4 separate regions of the Mus musculus genome follow, and regions 1, 3 and 4 are each linked to region 2. Evidence: chromatin loops called from intact Hi-C (ENCODE). Cell type or tissue: heart. All regions are shown on one strand.

Region 1 (5,000 bases), 210 kb before region 2:
TCCCTAGTTGGTGGAATTGTTTGGGAAGGCCTCTGAGGAGGTGTGTCACAGGGGTGGGCTTTAAGGTTTCAAAAACCCATGCCAGGTCTGCCTCTAACCTACAGATGAAGATGTGAGCTCTCAGCTGGTCTTGCTGCATGCCTGCTGGCTTGATGCCATGTTCCCTGCCATGATGCTCATAGGTTCTAACCCTGTGCTGATGGAAGCCCCAAATAAACTCTTTTCTATAAGTTGCCTTGATTCTGGTGTCTCAGCACAGCAATAGAAAAGTAACTAAGACCAAAAGAGAGATGCCAGCTTCAGAGGGAAGCCCAACCAAGCCACTGGAGAGGTCAAAGCTCCAGCGACCATTTAAAAGCCAGATGTGGTGATGTGTGCACCTGCACCCCAAGTGCTTGGCAGGCAGAGATGGGAGTGTGGGAAATGGCCTTGAGTTGTCAATAATATTAAAATCACATGTGTTGTGGGGAGAAAAGACACATATGATGATGTCATGCCTTACCAAGACACATAAACTCATGCCTGTCTTACTAAGACACATAAGATCATGCCATGCCTTACCAAGACACATAAGATCATGCCATGCCTTACCAAGACACATAAACTCATGCCTGTCTTACTAAGACACATAAGATCATGCCATGCCTTACCAAGACACATAAGATCATGCCATGCCTTACCAAGACACATAAGATCATGCCATGCCTTACCAAGACACATAAACTCATGCCTGTCCTACTAAGACACATAAGATCATGCGATGCCTTACTAAATTTGGTTTCCTATACGTAGAGCAAACTTGGAAAATGGAGACAGGAAAACGTTAAGACCTAAAAGCAGCATTTGAAAGAAAACAACAAGTATCGGAGAGCGGTGGGCAGGGTGGTGTACACCTCTAACTCCAACACTCAGGAAGGCATAAGGCCAGGAGGTCCAAGCCAGCCTGGGCTATACAGTAAGACACTACCTCAGTAAAATGTTTTTAACTGATTAAAAACAAAAACTCTTTTTTTTGCAAATTTAATTCAATTTAAATAGTAAAGGGGTTTTAAACAGTGCTAGAAAAAACCCAAGTGGCCTGAGTGCTGTGGTCAGTCTTGGCGCTAACCACTGCCTGGCACTCTGTGCCCTGGCACACGCCCCAGCCGAGTGAAGAGGGCAGACCAGAACAGCACCATGACCACAGGCATGTTGCTGTCTTCATGCATCTACTTCCACCACAAAAGCCAGAGTGGCCCCAACTTTAAGAACAGGCTTCAAGAACGAGGAAGAACAAGCTTGCTAAGGAGAGCCGGTCTTTCCCAGTTCCCTGACTTAAAAGATGCTGACGCTGTCCAGAACTCTTCCCTGAAGAGACACAGCTTGGTGAAGAGTTACTACCGCAAGGTGACTACGAGAAGGGTGCAGACCACCTGACAAGCGCAATCGCCGTGTGCACACAGTCTCAGCAGCCGCTGCAGGCATGGACCAGCGTTCCAGACGCTTCTGACCAAACTTCCACCCATGAGTCAGAAACTTGCAAGTGCTCAGAACCTGGCTGAAGATGGTGTAGCATGAGCCAGCAACATGACAGATAACTCTCAGTTTAAAATGATTTAACAGCTAGCTTCGAAGCTGATTGGCTGGGGAATACGGGCAAATACCCTTGTTACACTGTCCTACACTGAAGTCTACAAAGTTCACGTGTTTGGTGCAGATCCCTTGTTCTCCAGTGAAAAGTATTTTGGTTGAGATTTTCATTCATTATCCAAATATCATGGATTTCATTTGTTCTTAGGACATGCAATTCAAGTAAATACATTAGAGTGTTACTTGTGTAAAAACTCCCAGTGATCAATTTTAAAAGATTGAAAAGGAGTATAAAAGACAGTTAAATAATACACATTTTAGAGGCTAGCACATTTTACTGTAAGTCATAAAATTAGATAGATAATTGTGTTTGTGAAAACTGAGCATTAAAATCCTGCAGACAAAAAAAAAAAATAGAAAGGAATAGAAGCACTTTCAAGTCAGCAGGGGGCGCTGCAGACCAGGAAATGACATCTGACAAACAGCAGCCCAGTTCTGTCTGCTGCAAGAACAGCACTGAGATACAAGAAAAACTTCCTTCCAAAGCCTTTCGAAAACTCCACGGATGCCCTCGTATTTCACCATGAGGAGAAACTGCTGTCACACCTCTGTCAACCTCAGCATTCCATCCTGAGTCTCCAAGATGACACAGATAATCCCTCCCCCACCTCCCCTCCCCCCTCCCCCCCACCATGGTGCACCAGACCTCTCTTCTGGCCCCACAGTCTGCCAAGGATCTACTGAGTAGGTGAGGACACAGCCCCATTCTACAGATGCGAGCACTGAGGCTCAGTGAACGTGATTTCCCTGCGGGTGAGGTAGGGCTGACCTGGGATCCCAACTCTACACTTCTGCATCCCACATAGACTCCTCCCAGAAAACAGTTCCATCATGTGATCAAGCCCCAGCAAGAGGAGCCTAGAGCCTGCAGCTCCCATACATGAGCACCGTGCATGATTGTCCCATCAGTTTCCATAATACCGTGGGGAAACTCCTGCCACCGGAGGAAGACAGAGGTGTCGGAGGCAGGCACAAGATGAAAAACCCAAAGGTGGGCCGATCTCACAATAGACACCCAGAGAAGGGACAGCCTTCCACATTGGGACAACAGGCAGTGGCTGCGAGTGTCTCATGGTTACCGCAGGCTCACTTCGGATGACTTAGGACTGTGCTTATGATGAGGTATCTGGCAATAACTACAAAATCACAAAGAATGTGCTTTAAAATACGAAGGTTACTTACATATCCCAGTTAGGAGCTATCCGCAGGTGCTGGATTAGCAACTGGAACTAGAATTTAAAAAAGAAAAACATCAAAATGTAAGTTTTATTCAGAACAACATCCAAAGCAATCGGTGAATTAGCAGGGAAACTTACACAGCTGGGGTAAGTGAGACTCCCTCCAGGGAGGTGACCACTGACAGACATGGAACCTCAGCCAGTGTGCCAGCAAAATAAACATAAATAAGAAGTAAGAACTGGGGGCTGGAGAGATGGCTCAGGGGTTAAGAGCACTGACTGCTCTTCCAAAGGTCCTGAGTTCAGTTCCCAGCAACCACATGGTGGCTCACAACCATCTGTAATGGGATCCAATGCCCTCTTCTGATGTGTCTGAGGAGAACTACATTGTACTCATATGCATAAAATAAAAAAATAAATAGAAGAAGAAGAAGAAGTGGTAAGAACCGAGCAATGGAGGGGACAGCTTAGCAGGTAAGAGCAGGTGCTACTTCTGCAGAGGATCCAGGTTCAATTCCCAGCACCCACATAGAGGTTTATAAGCACCAATCACCTGTAACTTCAGCTCCAGGGGAACTGACCCCCTCTTTTTGGCATCCAAGAGCACCTGATGTAACATGCACATGTGCACACACACACACACAATTTAAAGATAAAATGAATCCAGCCGGGCATGGTGGTGCACGCCTTTAATCCCAGCCCTCGGGAGGCAGAGGCAGGCGGATTTCTGAGTTCAAGGCCAGCCTGGTCTACAAAGTGAGTTCCAGGACAGCCAGGGCTACACAGAGAAACCCTGTCTCGAAAAACCAAAAAAAAAAAAAAAAAGATAAAATGAATCTTTAAAAAATTAAGAGCAAGATGTTCTCGATTTGTCCTACTAACTACTCTCCCCACCCCCCACAGACACACAGCAACCTTCACAGGGAGGGAACAAAATGAACTGAAACTCCTCCAGGCTGACTTCAGGGGCTCAGCAGAAAGTGCCACAGTCGCAGCTTCCAGCGGCCCGCCTGAGGAAGTGCCATAGTCGCAGCTTCCAGCGGCTGGCCTGAGGAGCTCTGCCGACCCTGGCCAGTCAGTCACCAGTGAGGCCCGCCAAGGAGAACAGGAAGCGAATGCTGTACGGCTTTCTGTCCTTTCACACATCGGAAACCCTCGCATTTGTCCAGGTGGCCTGGAGCAGGAGCCACCCGAGTTTACTCCAGCACAGAGCTCCATCTCCTGATTACAGACAGGTACAATGGCTCCCGGCCAACACTTAACAAAAATGTCCACAGTTCGAAACCACCATCCACACAACTGCTTCAAGGAAGTTGATGATGATTCCAAAACCTTCATGAGAAAATTTTTCATAAAAAAATAAATCACTTTATTCTTTGTAATTAAATCAGATTACGATTGTATCCATCTGGACATGGTGGCACAGACCTATAATCCCAGCAACTTGGGAAGCTGAGGCAGGAGGATCATATGATCAAGATCTAACTAAGCTACAGAACATGTTCAAGGCCTGGGGAACTCAGAGACGGTGGCTCAAAATAAAAACTAGGGTCAGGGATGTGGCTCAGTGGCAGAGCCCTTGCCTGGCCTGGGTAAGGCTCTGGGATCCCCTGTTCTACCACCACACACACACACACACACACACACACACACACACACATACACACACATACACACACACATATATTCACACACACATACACACATACACACACATATACACACATACACACACTAACATGCACACACACACATACACACACACACACACACACACACACATATCCTTGGTCTATTGTTTTTATTGCCTGTTCTGTTCTACTACTGAGCTGATCATCACTCGGCCCCAAGCTCTTGTTCACATGTCTTTGAAATACAGAGGCCAACCACACAGAGTAGGTGGTGGGGCCCTGGGAGGCCCATCTACCCTGCAGTACCTACCAGCGGGGAGTGAAGCAGCCTGGTGGCCACCTCCTTGTGCGTGGCCACCACACACAGGTAGCACAGGAGGTTCAGCTTGGCCCGCAGCGCCCCTGTGCTCTTCTCGCTGGAGTCGATCTGGGAGCACACCTGCTGCAGGAAGTCATTCCAGTCTTGGTCCTTGAGGACCAGCAACTTCTCCACTGTGGAGGGAAGGAAGCAGAGGGAGCACGTGTGAGGTGGAGAGGGCTGAGCAGACATCCAGTGAGAAGC
Region 2 (5,000 bases):
GTGTGAGTATAGTCTGGCTTCCTAGCTACAGCCTCTGAACACTGTCACCGTGCCTGCCGAGTTAGCTTCCCTCTTGAGCCATCTTCCTTATTTGTAACATAGGCAAATAGCTGTCAAACAAGATTATCAGATTTGTCTGATTCAGCCACATAGATCTGTAGGGCCCAGTTACCAGATCTGGACTGTCATTACCCTGAGGTCATGTTCTCACCTGGCCCAGTGAGACACTGATAGGAGTGCCCTCGATCACCAGCAGTCCAGGGAAAGGCACCTGGGGTGAGGTCCCCGGAGACCACTGTCTGGGAGCATCGTAGAAGCCAACAGTGTCCTCTGTCTAGATCTCCTTCTTCATGCCAACCGTCCTGCCATCTCCTCATGTGTCTGCCAGCCCAGCGGAGCTAGGTGCGGCAGATGCTCTCACGTTCTCACCAGGCCTTTCAAGGTTAGGCAAGTGAAGGACAGAATATTCAAGATAGAGAGAGTTATCTATCGCAGAGAGACCAACCGAGGCAGGCAGTAGTCCATCTGTGTTCTCAGGTGGGTGGCAGGGTGTGGTGGTCATGTCCTGCTTCCTGCTGGATAAGGGAACGAGGCTGGGATGGGGAGTGACACAGAAAGAAAGGACAGGGTGAGGCCCTTGTGCTCTGGCCTGCTTCACAGTCACTTTCACCTTTGCTCTCCATATCAAGGAGAGGATTTCAGGCAGCCAGCCTGGAGCTGGGTGGAATTCCTAGGTAAGGGCTTGGGGTATGGGAGTGTCATGGTGGGGGCTTCTGCTCAGTGCTAGGCTTCTTGAATACCTGGAGCCTCCTACCCAGCCAGGGGGAAGTGTTCTTGAGGTCCACTGTTGACAAACCAAACATCAGAGCTAAGGTTGAGGCAGCTTTCGGGTCTGAGGGATTGAAAACACCTGTCCCATGGGCAGAGCCGTTGCCTGGGCTTGCTATTGCTGGATCCCTGACGCTCAGCCAGGGGAAGGCATTCTCTTCTGCTGAGAGCTTCCGGGGACAGATGCCAGAGGTGGCTGCTTGCTCTAACGCAGCCTCTGGTGTCTCTCTCCCACACTCAGTGTTTTTGTCTGTGAGGAGGAGAGACAACAGGGTGATCCCGAAACTAAAGGAGTCAGGCGTGTGGTGAGGCCCACACTCAGTGCTGAGTGATGGTAAAACGGTGTCCTGACATACGGACATCCAGGTTGTCCTTGATAATGGCTTCTGCCAGGCTCTCCCCGTGACCTTCCGTGAGAAAGCACATGGACATTGTGATGGGGACTGTCAGAGGTGACAGAGGTTCCCTCAGTGCATGAGTGTCTGGCCCTCCTGCTAGGCCCTGGACATCCACCTGGAAGTTCTGCTGTGGGTCACTGGCACCATGTATATACCTGGTGGCCAGCCCCTGCTGCCACTGAGCCCACTTGCCTGAAGCACTCATGATCTGACCCCAGTCACTTAGCGTCAGGAACCTTCCATTCCCATTTGTGCAGTGAGTGACACTCCCTATGAGGAAGTTTGAGGAGTGCATAGTAGTGCTTATGTGTAGAGCACAGCGAGTTTTTATTGGAATATGGAGCATGTGCCACCATGATTTCACACACCAGTAAACAGAGGCAGGGGTGGAGTCTTCAGGCTGTCTTCAGTTAGTGGAGAAGACAAAGGGTTAGCCCACCAGAGATCTGCCTTCCATCATCCCTGGCCAGAAAGTTATCCAGGGAGAGGAAGCAGAGGCAGCCAGTCATCCCATAGTTTAGCCTTGCCCCTCCAGTCAGAGAGTTAGCCTGTCTCTGAGTTTCACGGTGCTGCTACGTTGTCCTGTTGCTGCTGATAGTCTTCCTGCGTGGTCTCTCTGTGGGGGTCTACTATGACTACCATGTCTTGAATTCCTCCCCAAGTCTCATTTGGATTGCAACCAGGTCAAAGAAATCCTTACAATGTATGTGTGCAGAGGCACACCGTAAGTACCCCTGCAGACAGCACAAAGTTAGAATGTGGCTTATACCAACACTAGGAGACAGAGGCAGGCAGATCTCTAAGTTCGAGGCCATCCTTGAATACAGAGTAAGTTCCAGGGCAGCCAGGGCTACACAGAGAAACCCTGGCTTAGAAAACAAAAGAATGTAGAGTACAGACTAAAAGTGTTCCTGCCTGTCCCTCCTGTCCTCTGTCAAGGCACACCATACTGCCGTGTCCGACGTGAGCTAGCCTTAGGAAACAGTTGTGTGTGGCATCTGGGAGCTCAGGATCCCACAGATGCCTGCATGCCCCACCAGTTCGTGCATTTCCCTCTATGGTCAGTGCCTGAGCCTGTGGGGCCTCAGAGCATCGCTGGGATGTTCAGCTCGGCCACTGGGTGGCGCTAGCAGCCTAGTCTTCTCCCACAATCATGGTCACAAAAATACCTGTGCTTTGTCCCAAGTTGAGGACTCGTTATAAAATCTTTATAGGGTGGATTCCATTTTTAACAACCTCTTTGTTGTTTTGTTTTGTTGTTTTTCTTTTTCCTTTTGTTTGTAGAAAGTATTTTTTACCCCATTCATTAGGCCCAAGTCTATCAAGGAGGATATAACGTGTGTCCTTAAACCTGGTGTGGCCCGTGAAGGGCTGAGGGTGTTGGGGTTTTCAGTGTGTTTAGTTTTTCTCTTTAATTTTAAGCAGAATTGAAGTAGTCCGTTTTCAGAATCCTTCTAAGACCTCCATGTCACCCCTTACCCGGTGTCCAGCCGGGGCTGCCCCTCACCCACCCCAACCACCTTTCTGTCTCTCCTCTCAAGGTACAAGGCACTGGCGGCAAGCAGCTTCCACTCCACCCCTCCCCCTCCCCCACTCCCTGTTAAGGAGTTTTTACTCAGCTAGAAAGTAGTCCTGGATGCTGTGAGCCATGGTGCAGGCAGTCTCCTGTCTCTGAGGGCTTCTCTGTCTGCAGCATGAGGCCTGTTTATTTCTGGCCATGTACATTTGAGTGTCTAAACTTTTGTCTGTAGAAGAGGGCTTCGGGTCCCAGCCTTCTGGGCCTTCTGCCAGACGTGGCATCCTGCATGGTGTGTCAGGTGCCCAGAGGCTGGGCAGAAGCATGGAGCACCACAGCACACTCATGAGATGCCGCTTGGCTCCTCCACATCCAGGCTCGCAGACACTCCTGGCCTTGTGACACCTTTCTTGGTAGAGCACCTGGGACACATGAGGTCATCAGGGACACACTCCGGTGTTATTACAAACCCTCTGGCTGACACCTGAGTCCTAGGGTTTGGTGTCACCCTGGAGATGGCACCTCTGCTCTAGGCTTCTGTGACTTATTTACCTTACGTCCTCCCTGCCTCACCTGGTGGCTCCTCCATTCTCCTTCCTTAGCTTCCGTTTGCAGGTGAGTCTGGTATGGTCGGCAGCAGACTTGTACCAGAGCATCCGGGTGTCTTTCTGATCCCCGGTTGTTCTCCTGATGGCTTCACAAGTTTCCTGTGGCCCTTGCTCACCATTTCACCCTCTTCTGTCAGCAAAGTGATAATGTGTTAAGTTTGGGTGTTAGCACCTGGTGGTTTAAAATACTTTGTTACCAGACATCATTGGCACACAATATATAGTGTAATTTTACTTTTGAAAGTATTGGTTCTTTACAGTGCCACTCCCTCCTGGTGTGACAGGGACACACTGTTGTCCAGTTAGGTCAAGCCAGTTCTACCCCAGTCCTTCCCACAGTCAGTCCTGTGCAAGCTCAGGTGACCCCAGTCCCTCCCATAGTCCTATGCAAGCTCAGGTAACCCCAGTCCCTCCCACAATCCTTTGCAAGCTCGGGTGACCTCAATCCCTCCCATAGTCCTGTGCAAGCTCAGGTGACCTCAGTCCCTCCCTTAGTCCTGTGCAAGCTCAGGTGACCCCAGCCCCTCCCACAATCCTTTGCAAGCTCGGGTGACCTCAGTCCCTCCCACAGTCCTGTGCAAGCTCAGGTATTCACATTGAGCTCTGAGGGTGGGAAACATTTGCTCTAGCTGCCATGCTAACTCTCCCTTCTCTTGGTATCCACTCTCTTTCCCCCACAAGGTTCAGCCACGCTTCACCACTGGCAGCAATTGGCCCAGCCTCATCTTGGGGGCATCCTGGACCCCCGTCCTGGTGTGGTCACCAAGGGCTTCCGGACTTTGGATGTTGACCTGGATGAAGTGTACTGCCTTAACGACTTTGAGGAAGATGACACAGGTGACCACATTTCTCTGGCGGGCCTAGCTACCTCCACGCCAATTCAGCACCCGGAGACCTCAGGTGAGAGGTCTCGAGCACGTGTGACTGTCTCAGGCAGCAGAAGTTACTCCAGCCAGCCTCAGGCTTCCCCAGAGGAGATGCACCAGCCGCCAGCACAAGCGGGCCTGGAGGAGGAGGAGGAGGAGGAGGAGGGGTCTGGTGAGGGCGCCTCGATTAGTCCTGTAAACCTGACACCTTTACCGGAGGCAGAGCTCTGGGCCTTGCTCGTCTCTGTTCCTGGCACCACCCGTAGTAACTCTGTGTCCGTAGCTTCTGCTCGTCTGTGTGGATGACAGGAAAAAGCTTTCCCGTTGTCAGGCTCTGTTTTGAAAACAGAGACCAGATCCTCCCCTTGTGACGGGAGTGGGTCCCTCTGCCCGTCATGGAGCCCTGGGGCCCTGCAAGCGGGAGCAGGAAAGGCTGCTAAAAAGCGGGATATGGGGCCCTGAGAACGGGGACACCCGAGGGTTCTGTTACAGCCATCCTACCCTGGATCTGGTGTCTCCCATGTCCTCTCTGGATTTCCAGCCTGAGCAAGCTGGGGGAAGTCTTAGGGAAAAGGCAATGACTGAGAAGACATAGAATGTGCGGAAACCAGAGGGAAAGAAGTGCAGAGAGAGGTCAGAATGCTTGAAAGCATGTCAGCTCTGTGACGTGCCTTAGCCTCAGTGAAGGCGCATGCGCTATCTAAGTGTTTAGTGATACTCTTTAACCAGGTACACACTCAGAGGTGTCATTCAGCTCTTACAAGGTGGATGCTAGGTGCTCAGG
Region 3 (5,000 bases), 74 kb before region 2:
GGAGCTATTGAACTGTTTCTCAGGGCCACACCTGTGCTAGGCAGAGGGCAGCATTAACGATGCCAGCGGAGCTTCAGGCTCTGGCTAACCTGAGGGGAGTGGCTTTCTTCCCAGCTGCCTTTTCTGGTGGTGGTCACTGTCTCACCCCTCTGAGTGTTCTTAACAACGTCTCCTCCACGTAGGTTTAACATTTTGGTTGTTGTAAAAGCCACACACCACCCATTACCTAGGGACAGGATTGCGTCCAGGGAGATATATCGATAGCCGATTGCATCGATGTGTGGGCATTCCTGGGCGTTTTTGCCCACAGTAAGGCAGCCACGACGTCACCAGCATGAGACCATCTGCTTTGCTATGGGCATTTTGGAGGCGTCTCGGCAGGTCCCTCCTCCTTCGCTTTGCCCCGCTTTTTGCTGCCCGCTCTGTTGCACAACAAGCCAGCATGCCCACTTGAACCACGCCACATTCAGTTGCTCAAGGTTGCCCTTTAGCCTCACACTGGAAACCCTGTTTCTGTAACCGAGTGGGTGGACTGGCTGCCTCAGCACAGCTGCTTGTCAGGGGTATGTATCTTAGGAGCCTGTGTGAGGGCTTGTATGTGTGTGTGCATGTGTGTGTCGGGGTGGTGGGCATATCCGTACCCCTGAACTGGTTGCTTTTTGGATACCGAGTTCTTCAGGTGCTTAAGGCTTCAACCATTCTAGAGAATCTCCAGCGTTGTTTGTTTCTCTGAAGCTTAGCTCTGTTGGCTTTTGCTCTCCAGTTTCCTACATGCTTGTCTGCCTGCCTTGTGCTCCCGGAGACCCTCTTTGGCTGCTGAGAGTATGGGGGACCTCAGACACAGAGCCCTACCTTCTGTCTTGTGCCTCCTCAGCCCAAAGTTCACCCAGTACCCTGAGGCCTTCCAGTCTATTGGCTTAGCCCATAACACGCCCTCCCAAGTCTTCCATCCTCTGGGTGGTGCTTAGAGCCAGTACAGTGTGTTCTGGCTGAGGCCAGCAGAGCCTTGCAGAGGATCTGCAAGGTCTTGGTTACCAGGGTCTAGAAGCTTTTCAGACAGCGTAGGAGCCATGCCCAACGCGCATGTGCCAGTTTCCGGCCGGCCATGCTCAATGCGCATGCTTGGCTCTGTGGCGCCACAGCCTCTCTGACCCTGCTTGCCTGCATCCACTGACGTGTTTGAAACAGCAGATGGTTCTGTGAGTCTCCTGTAATCTGTGGAGTTAAAGCATCTGTGCTAGAGAAGATTAAGTGCCAGTGGCTTCAGCCTGCAACACAGAGAACAGGAAGATGGTGTGCCCCAGCACTGTGCTCCGTAGTGCAAACCCTTCACAACAGGCAAAAATAAGTGATTGTGACAGCGTTCCCCAGAGAAGTTTAGGCTAGTTCCCAACCATCCTGGTCCCGAGGGAAGAGTGTTCTAAGTCGTCTGTCAGCTAGCTGTAGATGGCCAAGTGTCTCCTGTGCTGCATGGCATATGAGTGTCTTTGGGTCTGTACCCTTCAATCCTCATAATGTCCAGGAAGTTGTAATGGGGTCCAGGTCTCTACAGAGAAGGTGAGGAGCCCTGCGCAGCTTTGACACAGCGTGACCACTCACAGTTGCTGCCAAGGGTGACAGGACAGAGAGAGGATTGCTCCCTCCAATCAGCTCCTCTTGGGAGCCAGGATTAGACTGGGGCCAGGGTGGGGATACTTGGTGGCTGAGCAGTGGGTTGGAGAGGGACTAGGAGGAAAGGTGAAGATGGGGGGAGCTGGCAGTTTGGCCCTGTTTGATGAGTGGCTCTCGTATGGGCCCTTGCTTGTCTCTGTTAATGTAGCCACAATGTACTCCCAAGGCCTGCAGTGACAGGCAGGGTGGGAAATCCCAGCATACAGACTTGTTTCATGTGGCCTTTGTCTACTTAAAAACTTCTGAATTAGTCTAGCATGTAGAAATCAAGGGATTTGAGGGACTAGCAAGATGGCTCAGCGGGAAAAGGCACCTGCCACCAAGCAGGATGACATGCGTTTGGTCACCATGATCAATGTGGTGGGAGAGAACTGATTTCTACACAGGTGCACCGTGGCATCTAGGTCCCCAAATAAATAAATAAATAGATAGATAGATAAGTAAAGTTAGTAAATGTGATTTTAAACGTTAAAGAAATCAGGGGATTTTGTGTAACCATTCAGATCCTGAGTCTTAGCGAAGTCAGCATTGGAGGACAGAGAAGGTGGGTGCTGCCCCAGAAGAGGCTCCGCAAGCCTGTGGCCCTCCCTGTATCTTTTCAGAGAGCTTGCTGGTGGGCAGAGAGTGCCTTCCTCCTGCTACTGTCCCACACACAGAGGAACTGAGTCCAGAGAGATAACGATGAGGCTTGTGTGGGAGTTACAAGGCGCAGCGTGGGCAGGACGGGGCTGGGGCCCCTTTCTCCAGACTGTTTTGCCCACTTCTACAAAGTCACATGGGCCATTTTCACGCAGCCAAATAGTGCGCTTTGAGCATGCTCACTCTGTACTCCCCTCCCCTCCCTCTCTGAGCCCTCCTACCTCTTTCCACCAGCTTCGTTCCCCTACAGTCTAGGGCCTAGACAGTTTTCCCTTTCACATCACCCATGCCTCCCTGGTTTTATGTATCTACAAAATCTAGGAGCTACAAATGGAAGAGAACGCATGGCGTTTGCCTCTTTGAGACCACCTTCATTTGCTTAGTACAGTAGCCTCCAGATGCATCTGGTGACGTGACTTCCTCCGTAAGGCTGAAAGCGTTCCACTGTGTTTATATAGATCACGCTTTCCTTCTCCCTTGCTCTGAGGCCGGACACCCGGGCTGGTTCCATCTCTCAGGTGCAAAGATCTCAGGGATGCGCTGACTTGGGAGTCTTGGGAGAAGCTGGTCACATGGTTAGTTTGGTTTGGGTATTCTTGAAGCCTTGCTATGCACTGTCTGTCCAGAAGGTGGCAGTGTGGCGCCGGCTTCCTCTCCCTGGTTCTCCAAAGCCGCCTTCTGACTCCCTCTGTTCTTTCCTTTTGCCTTCTTGTTTCGCTCTCTTTTATCCTTTCCTTCCCTGATGGCTTCCCCGTGTCTCCAGATCTGCAGAGTGGTCAGGGGTGTTTGTGTCCTCTGTCCCCTGACAGTTGTGCAGTTAGTGCTCTGTTCTCTGGGACCAGAACCCTGGGCTTCTGCGTGGTCCTGAAGCAGCAGGCCCAGAATCCTGGGGGTGCATCCCTTCTCCATCTGGCGACAGCCACCTCAGAGCAGTTATGTACCCTGCGGAAGAGGAGACCTCCTCCCAGGGAGCCTGACTTCTGAGATTCCCTGAGTTTTAAATTTGAACACTAGAGTCATCGTCTCTGCTGTAAGGAAGAAAACCTGGTAGATTAAAATACAAATCAGCACAGAACAAATTCTCAGGTGGAGGGGCCTCCTCAAAGCATCCAGTCTGAGTCTGTGGGAATGGAGAGAGCCACCTCTATATTCCGAGATCCCTGGGGCTCCCTGTATTGTCCCCTCCCTCCCAGGCAGCTCCCGAGAGGTGCCTTCATCTTAGAAGGGGGTCATTCCAGACCTCAGGGCTTGGGCAGTTCCTAGGGGATCCTGGGAGTAGACTTCCATGGCAGGCGTTATATTGGCCTCTGCCTGGGATGTGGGGGGACTTCTGCTGTCCTGTGACACTTTTCTGTACTGCTAGACAGAGAGCTAGGGCCATGAAATGACCCCGTCATGGGATGGCGGCACCTCCTGCATGCTGAAGCTGGCGGCAGCTCTTCCTGGAGGATGAAGAGGTCTGCGGGCTGGGTTTGAGGCTGGGCTGGGACTCTTGAGCCCTTTCTCCTGAGTGGCTCTCGGTTAGTGGGGAGGAGATACGGAGAAAGCCTTGCCTGGCGCTGTTGTGTAATTGTGTATGTGCCGAGGCCTGTGAGAAGCCTGGGGGAATTGGTCAGGCAAGGTTCACAAACTCAAGCTGACATTTGAGTGACATTTTAGGGTGCAGCGGTATGGGTAGCGAATATTCTAGAGGTGTCTAAAATAGCTGATTAAAAAAAAAAAGATTTCTGTGTGTGTTGGGGGTGGGGAGCTGTGGAGAATGGCAGGAGGTTTGTGTGTCCTGATGTAAGGGAAGCGAGAGAAAACAGCAGGGGCCGGGCTGGGAAACGTGGTTCAGCTGTGGGCTTGGCTGCTTCATAAGAGGCAGGGCTGTTTGCGAATCATGGCTCCCATAAGGCAGGTGTTCATGTGTCTACATGGAAGGTGCCATGTGTGTTCTCTTTAGTCTACATGGAAGGCATCATGTGTGTGCTCTTTGGTCTACATGGAAGTCACCATGTGTGTGCTCTTTTTAGCTTGTCCAGGCACCCAGGGCTGATACAGCCCTTGGCATTGCCTGTGTGACTAAAGATGGCTAGCACCTGCAAGCTGGGCAGGTGACAAGGGTTAGGGTTAGGGTTAGAGCCTTGTTAAGAACAAACCTCCCTTCGCCCATATGTGGAGGCGTCCACCCGTCTCCTGGTGTGATGTCATGGGACACCCTAAGTTCCACACACAGGCTTCCAGAGATGGACAGTGGTAGCAGAGGGATGGCCAGTTAGTCACTGAGGGCTCCTCAGACTAAACCTGCACCTGCTTAGCTGCCTGGCCTTGACTAACAAGATCACCCATGCTCCTTCCTCACCTGTGAAGCTGAGCAAAGAAAACCTCGTCCTTCGTTTCCAGCTGGGACAGTCCGCAAGCACCTGTCTGTGGGTCTCCAGTGTTGGCAACATTTCTACAGGTTCTTTCAGTGTGTGAGCTCTCTCTTCATTCGTATATAGGTGCATGAGTGTATGAAAACGTGTACCGAGGATAGAGAACAACCCTGGATGTCGCTTACCTCGGACACTGTCCATTTTGTTCGTTGAGGCAGGGTCCCTAGCCTGGCAATTCCCAGGAGGACTATGCCAGCTGGCCATCGAGCCTCCGGGATCCACCTATCTCTGCCTCCCCAGGGCTGGGATTACAAGTGTGTATCACCACGTCCA
Region 4 (5,000 bases), 180 kb before region 2:
AGGAGGCATGGACCGGAAGTGGCCGGAGATTGGCGTGGCTAGAGCCAGTCCCCTCCCCATCTGCGCGCCGATGCCTCTGAGCCTCCTCAGGAAACTTCTCGGTCTGGAGCCCGTTGGTCACTGCAGGCTCAGCGGACCGAGGTTAGGACGGATCGGCCTCTCTAGTCAGAGCGTGCAGTGGTGATCAGATCCCACCGGGAAGGCAGCATAATCGCGTGGTCCCAGCCTTCAAGCTGCCTGCGCCGCACATCTTGGTGGGTGGGACTTAAAGTCTTTCACGTCTGCCTGGTCCCAGAGCGTCACAGCTTTAGCTGTTTTGCTGTGTTTCCTTCTTAAACAGGGTTTCACGCTGTAGCCCAGGTTGGCCTCCAACTGGAGTCCTCCAACTTCCATTCTGATGTGAGAGCAGGCTGACAGTATCTATGGAAGGAAGAAAGCCCAACTCAGTTGACCAGAATCGGGCTAGAGATGGGGCTAAAGTTCCTTTTCTAGGTGGGGTGTGGCGGTGGGGAGATAGGACCCTACGTTTCTTGTTTTGTTTTGTTTTTTCGAGACAGCGTTTCTCTGTGTAGCCATGGCTGTCCTGGAACTCACTTTGTAGACCAGCCTGGCCTCGAACTCAGAAATCCGCCTGCCTCTGCCTCCCAAGTGCTGGGATTAAAGGCGTGCGCCACCACTGCCCGGCGGACCCCAAGTTTCTAAGGATAAACCAAGGTATAATTCCACCACAGCTCATGCGAGGGAACCAATGAATTTGTTAGGCTTACATACAGAGCCCGGATGAGGGCTTACAGACAGAAGCACTGCAAACCCAAAGCACTGGAAAAGTCTTCACCCAGTGTGGAAGATGGCTTCCCCATAGCCACAGGGGTGGCCCTCCCCTCCCACCCTCGCTTCTTCAGCCTGACTATCTAGGACCTCTCCAATACTCCCTGCTCCACAAGTAATTAGGAGAAAATATAAATGGCTGGGAGGAGCGGTCGGAAACCCAAGTAAAGATCCAAAGACCCTCCTGTCCTCTCCTAGGACGGAATGCCAATAGTCAACTGGACCTGCTGTGACGATCCTTGGCCTGCAACTCAGCAGTTGGAGATGGCATTTGTCTGACTTAGAAGGCCGTTGTGTTTGTGAGAGCATGTGAGTAAATGCCAGATGTGAGCCTTGGGTGTTGTCCTCTAGAGCTGTTCCTTGGTTTTATTTTTGACACAAGGTCTCTCACTGGCACCTGGGAATGGCTGGTTAAGGCAGGCTGACTGACCTCCAAGTCCCAGGGATCCACTGGTCCCCACCATCCCAGCCCTAGAGTAATGAGCATGCACCATCACACTTAGGTTTTAGGTGGTTGCTAGGGCTTGAACTCAGGTCCTCAAGCCCCTGTGGTGAGCACCTTACCAGCTGAGCCACCTAATCTAAGGAACACTATATTGCACATCAGACTTGGCAAGCATCTCTGTTTCTGTTTTTGTGTCTGAGGATAAATTCCTTCATGGTAGGTGACATCGACATTTTACCTCATTTCTGTGTTACAGAGTAGGATAAAAAGTGTCCCCATAGACTCATGGTGAAGGCTTTCTCTGCAGCTGGTGATCCTCCTCGATTTAACCACGTGTACCAGGACAGTTGTTCTAGCTTTGAGAAGTAGTTATGAAAGTGGGGACTGGCTGAGGTAAGTGGGTCTTTGGAGGCAGGCCTGTGAGGTATCTTGTCTTGTGTACTTTCTCAGCTTTCTGGCTCCCGTGAAATGAACAGCCCTGTCCCACCAGACCCTCCTGCCACGTTCTACCGATCCACCTGGCTGGGAGCCAGAAACAGTGGGTCCACAGACTGAAACTGTGCATCATGATCAATCAGTCTCTCTCTCTCTCTCTCTCTCTCTCTCTCTCTCTCTCTCTCTCTCTCTCTCTCTCTCGATTGATTTTGTGTATGAGTGTTCTGCCTGCATGTACACCTGCATGCCAGAAGAGGGCATCACATCCTTTTATAGATGGTTGTGATTGCTGAGAATTGAACTCAGGACCTATGGAAAACCAGCCAGTGCTCTCAACTGCTGAGCCATCTCTCCATCCCTGAATTTCTCCCTTTAAATTATTTCTCTCGTCGGGCGTGGTGGCGCACGCCTTTAATTCCAGCACTCGGGAGGCAGAGGCAGGCGGATTTCTGAGTTCGAGGCCAGCCTGGTCTACAAAGAGAGTTCCAGGACAGCCAGAGCTCTAAAGAGAAACCCTGTCTTGAAAAACCAAAAAACAAAACAAAACAAAACAAAAAAAACAAAAAAAAATTATTTCTCTCATGTATCTGTCACAGTGGTAATAAAAACGAACATACCTTATTTTTTAAATTCTTTTCAAGCTTATGGGTATCTTCTTACATAGTAGATTTGTATCTTTCTACTTATTATTGTTTCCTTCCTATATTGAATTACTTAATCCACCTAGGATTTAGTTTGGCAAACACAGGGAGTTAGAATGTAACTTTATTACTTCTAAGAATAATTAGGCAATTATACTAGCAGTAAGATTCTACCTCTCTCCCTCATTACAGCTCTAAATTTTAATATATGCATTAAAGTCTATTTCCATGTTATCACTCTTTCTCCCTTGGGCTATTTTTGTACTTATAGGAGAAAGTTCATAATTTTAGTTTTAAATATTTATAATAAAAAAGGAAGAAAAATTATCTTCAATGATACCCTTATATTTGGGGGAGCTAGGAGACAAGTATTGATTGAGCCCCTAAGTTAGATCCCGCCTAAGCAATATAAGACCTTGTCTCTCTCTCTTTTTTTTTAATTATCTACAGAGATAGGCTTTTTGAAGAGAGTTATTAATACCTCAGACAGCATGAAGTAAGTCTGAGGAGAGAAAGCCTTTAGTTCCCACAGGCGAATCAGTTTCTGCTCCTCTGTCTTGCAATCCAGGGGGCTGGGATTATGTTCCGAGCCTCTGAGCCCTGATAATCTGCTCTACTGGGTGTTTTTTTCCTGCTAAATGTCACTTTCCAAAAAAAAAATAATAATGAGAAAATCTGATAAAGGTGACATATCTTTAGCAAAATGCAAACTGACCATGTAGCCTTGAAAAAGAGATTATGAACTCAACAAGCAAAGAAGGAAATTATGTGTGACCACTTACCAGCTCATGGTGACTCTTCTCAACCTGGGTCTGTGATGACAGCATGGCCTTAAAGGACTTACTACGGTCTAGAGACACTGAAATGCCACGAATGAAACTGGTGTCTGCAGTTAGTATGTGCTGGAGCATTGCTGCACAGGGTCGGGGAGGGAACTGTTGAGATAGAAGACTGCATCCAATGGACATTTGAAGCTGGTGATACGGAATTGAGTGTGACACAGTAGGAGTCTTGAGATACATACATGCATACATACATACATACATACATATATACATACATATTTGAGATCTGTCAAAATATATTTTTTAAACTATCAAATATCTAGGGATATAACTCAGAAGTAGGGTGTTTATCTAGCATACATTAGGCCATAGGTTTGGTCTACATGACTGCAATCCCATAAAATGCTGAATGCGATGATGTTAATCTCAGGACACCAAAGGATGAGTCACATTCCCTAGACAGACCATGCTAGGATTGTCTCCTTACCACAGGAAGAGCTGGGCAGGTGTTAGGGAGTAATGAAGAAAAAGAATTCCATGGAAAAGTATTTTCTGTGAATTGAACCCTAACCCACTTATCTCGTGAAACTTCTTGGAGTTTTCTTGCACTAAAAGAGTTTCTATCTGATTTACCCAAGGGCCCACAGAATCCTGACTGCTATGAAAAGGAGGGTGACTAGCCTCCTGCTTGCCACAAATCCGCATTCTCAGGACTGTCTCAGAGTCCTCTCGTTTTAAGGTGTTTAGAGCCTGTCCATTGCTGTGACAGGAATGGCCCCTGGTGCATATGACTATAGGTTTTGCTTGCTGATCAAGACCGGTTGTTCAGATATCTTGACTTCACTCCTAAATTCTGCATACTCTGTATCTCTCTTCGTTGGTTTTACATCATGGTTTCACCATTTTTTAAGTGCCTGGTATCCAGAGAGGACAGAAAAGGGAACTGGACCCCCTGAAGCTGAGCTACAGCAGCTGTGAGCTGCTGTGTGAAGGCTGGGAGTGGAGCACGGGTCCTCTGCAGGAGCAGCGAGTGCTCTCAACTGCCGAACCAACTCTCCAGCTCTATTATCAGTGTTTAAGTGATCTGGGAAAGCATGGCTTCAGTCTGGCATTTCACAGGTGTTTGTCTTAAACGTTTTTATGATTTTATTCCCTCTGGATGGGCATCTGAGTGGAGCTGCCACAGATGAGAGAGAGATCAACACCACATCTTTCCATCTGGCTACCTTGGCTAGCATCCCGTCACCATCCTTGGTCTGAATCAACTCTAATTAGCCTGGATAGCCTCCTATCAGCTGGGCTGGGACGGACAGTCAGAGGGCACAGTGTGGCAGAGCCGGGGAAGGAAGACTGTCGGGTCAGAGGCACACCTGCATTGCTAGAGGTCCAGCCCAGGAGACAGTGAGGACAAATATCTCTGCAAGACATTGGTGATTCCTGAGTCTCTTCATTTTACTACAAAAGGGAAAGGGAAACATGTGCTGAGGGAAGACACATGAGGCACACTGAGGCCGCTTTCTTTTCATGTGTGTGTGTGTGTGTGTGTGTGTGTGTGTGTGTATACCACATGTGAGTGCAGTGCCTATGGAGGCCAGAAGAGGACCTCAGATCCATTGTAGCTGGAGTTACAGGCAATTATGAGCTGCCAGGTGTGGCTCTGGGAAGGAGTCCTCTAGAAGAGCAACAAGCTCTCTTAGCCTCCGAACATCTCTCAAGCCTCAGGAGTCTTCTAATATACTGTTTAGACTTCTGTTTTCTGTAACCCTGGGAGCAGGATTGGCCTTGTCACATTGCTGGGTCTGCTCTGACTTTGTCCTGCTTTATTGATGGGATCTCTTGCAGCTATCTATTTTAGCTTTTTCTAAT

The links. Hi-C counts contacts between places; a loop is a spot of excess contacts. Peaks named below come from ENCODE experiments on the same cell type or tissue, not always from the same donor. Only the 100,000 strongest peaks of a DNase experiment are listed, where the experiment ranks them.
Region 1: a loop joins it to region 2, with 2.7 times the contacts of the local background. A loop is called at or near these places in 17 of 42 quality-filtered maps.
Region 3: a loop joins it to region 2, with 4 times the contacts of the local background. A loop is called at or near these places in 16 of 42 quality-filtered maps.
Region 4: it touches region 2 in a loop (2.0-fold over the local background); 7 of 42 quality-filtered maps call a loop at or near these places.

Annotation. Positions count from the first base shown.
Region 1 is chr9:121,246,114-121,251,113 of GRCm38, forward strand. It overlaps Ulk4 (unc-51-like kinase 4), which reads right to left. Exons shown (of 37, transcript NM_177589.3): 15 at 4,749-4,930; 16 at 2,812-2,858. Among named protein-coding and RNA genes, the nearest start is that of Gm34735, 22 kb to the right of the region's middle. In heart, a CTCF peak has its summit at 2,015 (motif pointing right); DNase peaks (open chromatin) are centred at 2,048 and 3,848.
Region 2 is chr9:121,456,328-121,461,327 of GRCm38, forward strand. It overlaps Trak1 (trafficking protein, kinesin binding 1), which reads left to right. Exons shown (of 16, transcript NM_175114.3): 14 at 4,032-4,250. Among named protein-coding and RNA genes, the nearest start is that of Gm51661, 3.9 kb to the left of the region's middle. In heart, a CTCF peak has its summit at 2,346 (motif pointing right); a DNase peak (open chromatin) is centred at 1,004; H3K27ac peaks cover 584 bases.
Region 3 is chr9:121,382,370-121,387,369 of GRCm38, forward strand. All of the region lies in intron 1 of Trak1 (trafficking protein, kinesin binding 1), which reads left to right. Among named protein-coding and RNA genes, the nearest start is that of Trak1, 18 kb to the left of the region's middle. In heart, no CTCF peak of the experiment used is centred here; DNase peaks (open chromatin) are centred at 402, 1,052 and 2,932; H3K27ac peaks cover 609 bases.
Region 4 is chr9:121,277,713-121,282,712 of GRCm38, forward strand. Gm34655 (a long non-coding RNA gene) reads left to right here and starts at 35. Exons shown (of 2, transcript XR_003948091.1): 1 at 35-254; 2 at 1,027-3,009. It also overlaps a transcript of Ulk4 not described here. In heart, a CTCF peak has its summit at 1,965 (motif pointing right); no DNase peak of the experiment used is centred here; H3K4me3 peaks cover 931 bases; H3K27ac peaks cover 585 bases.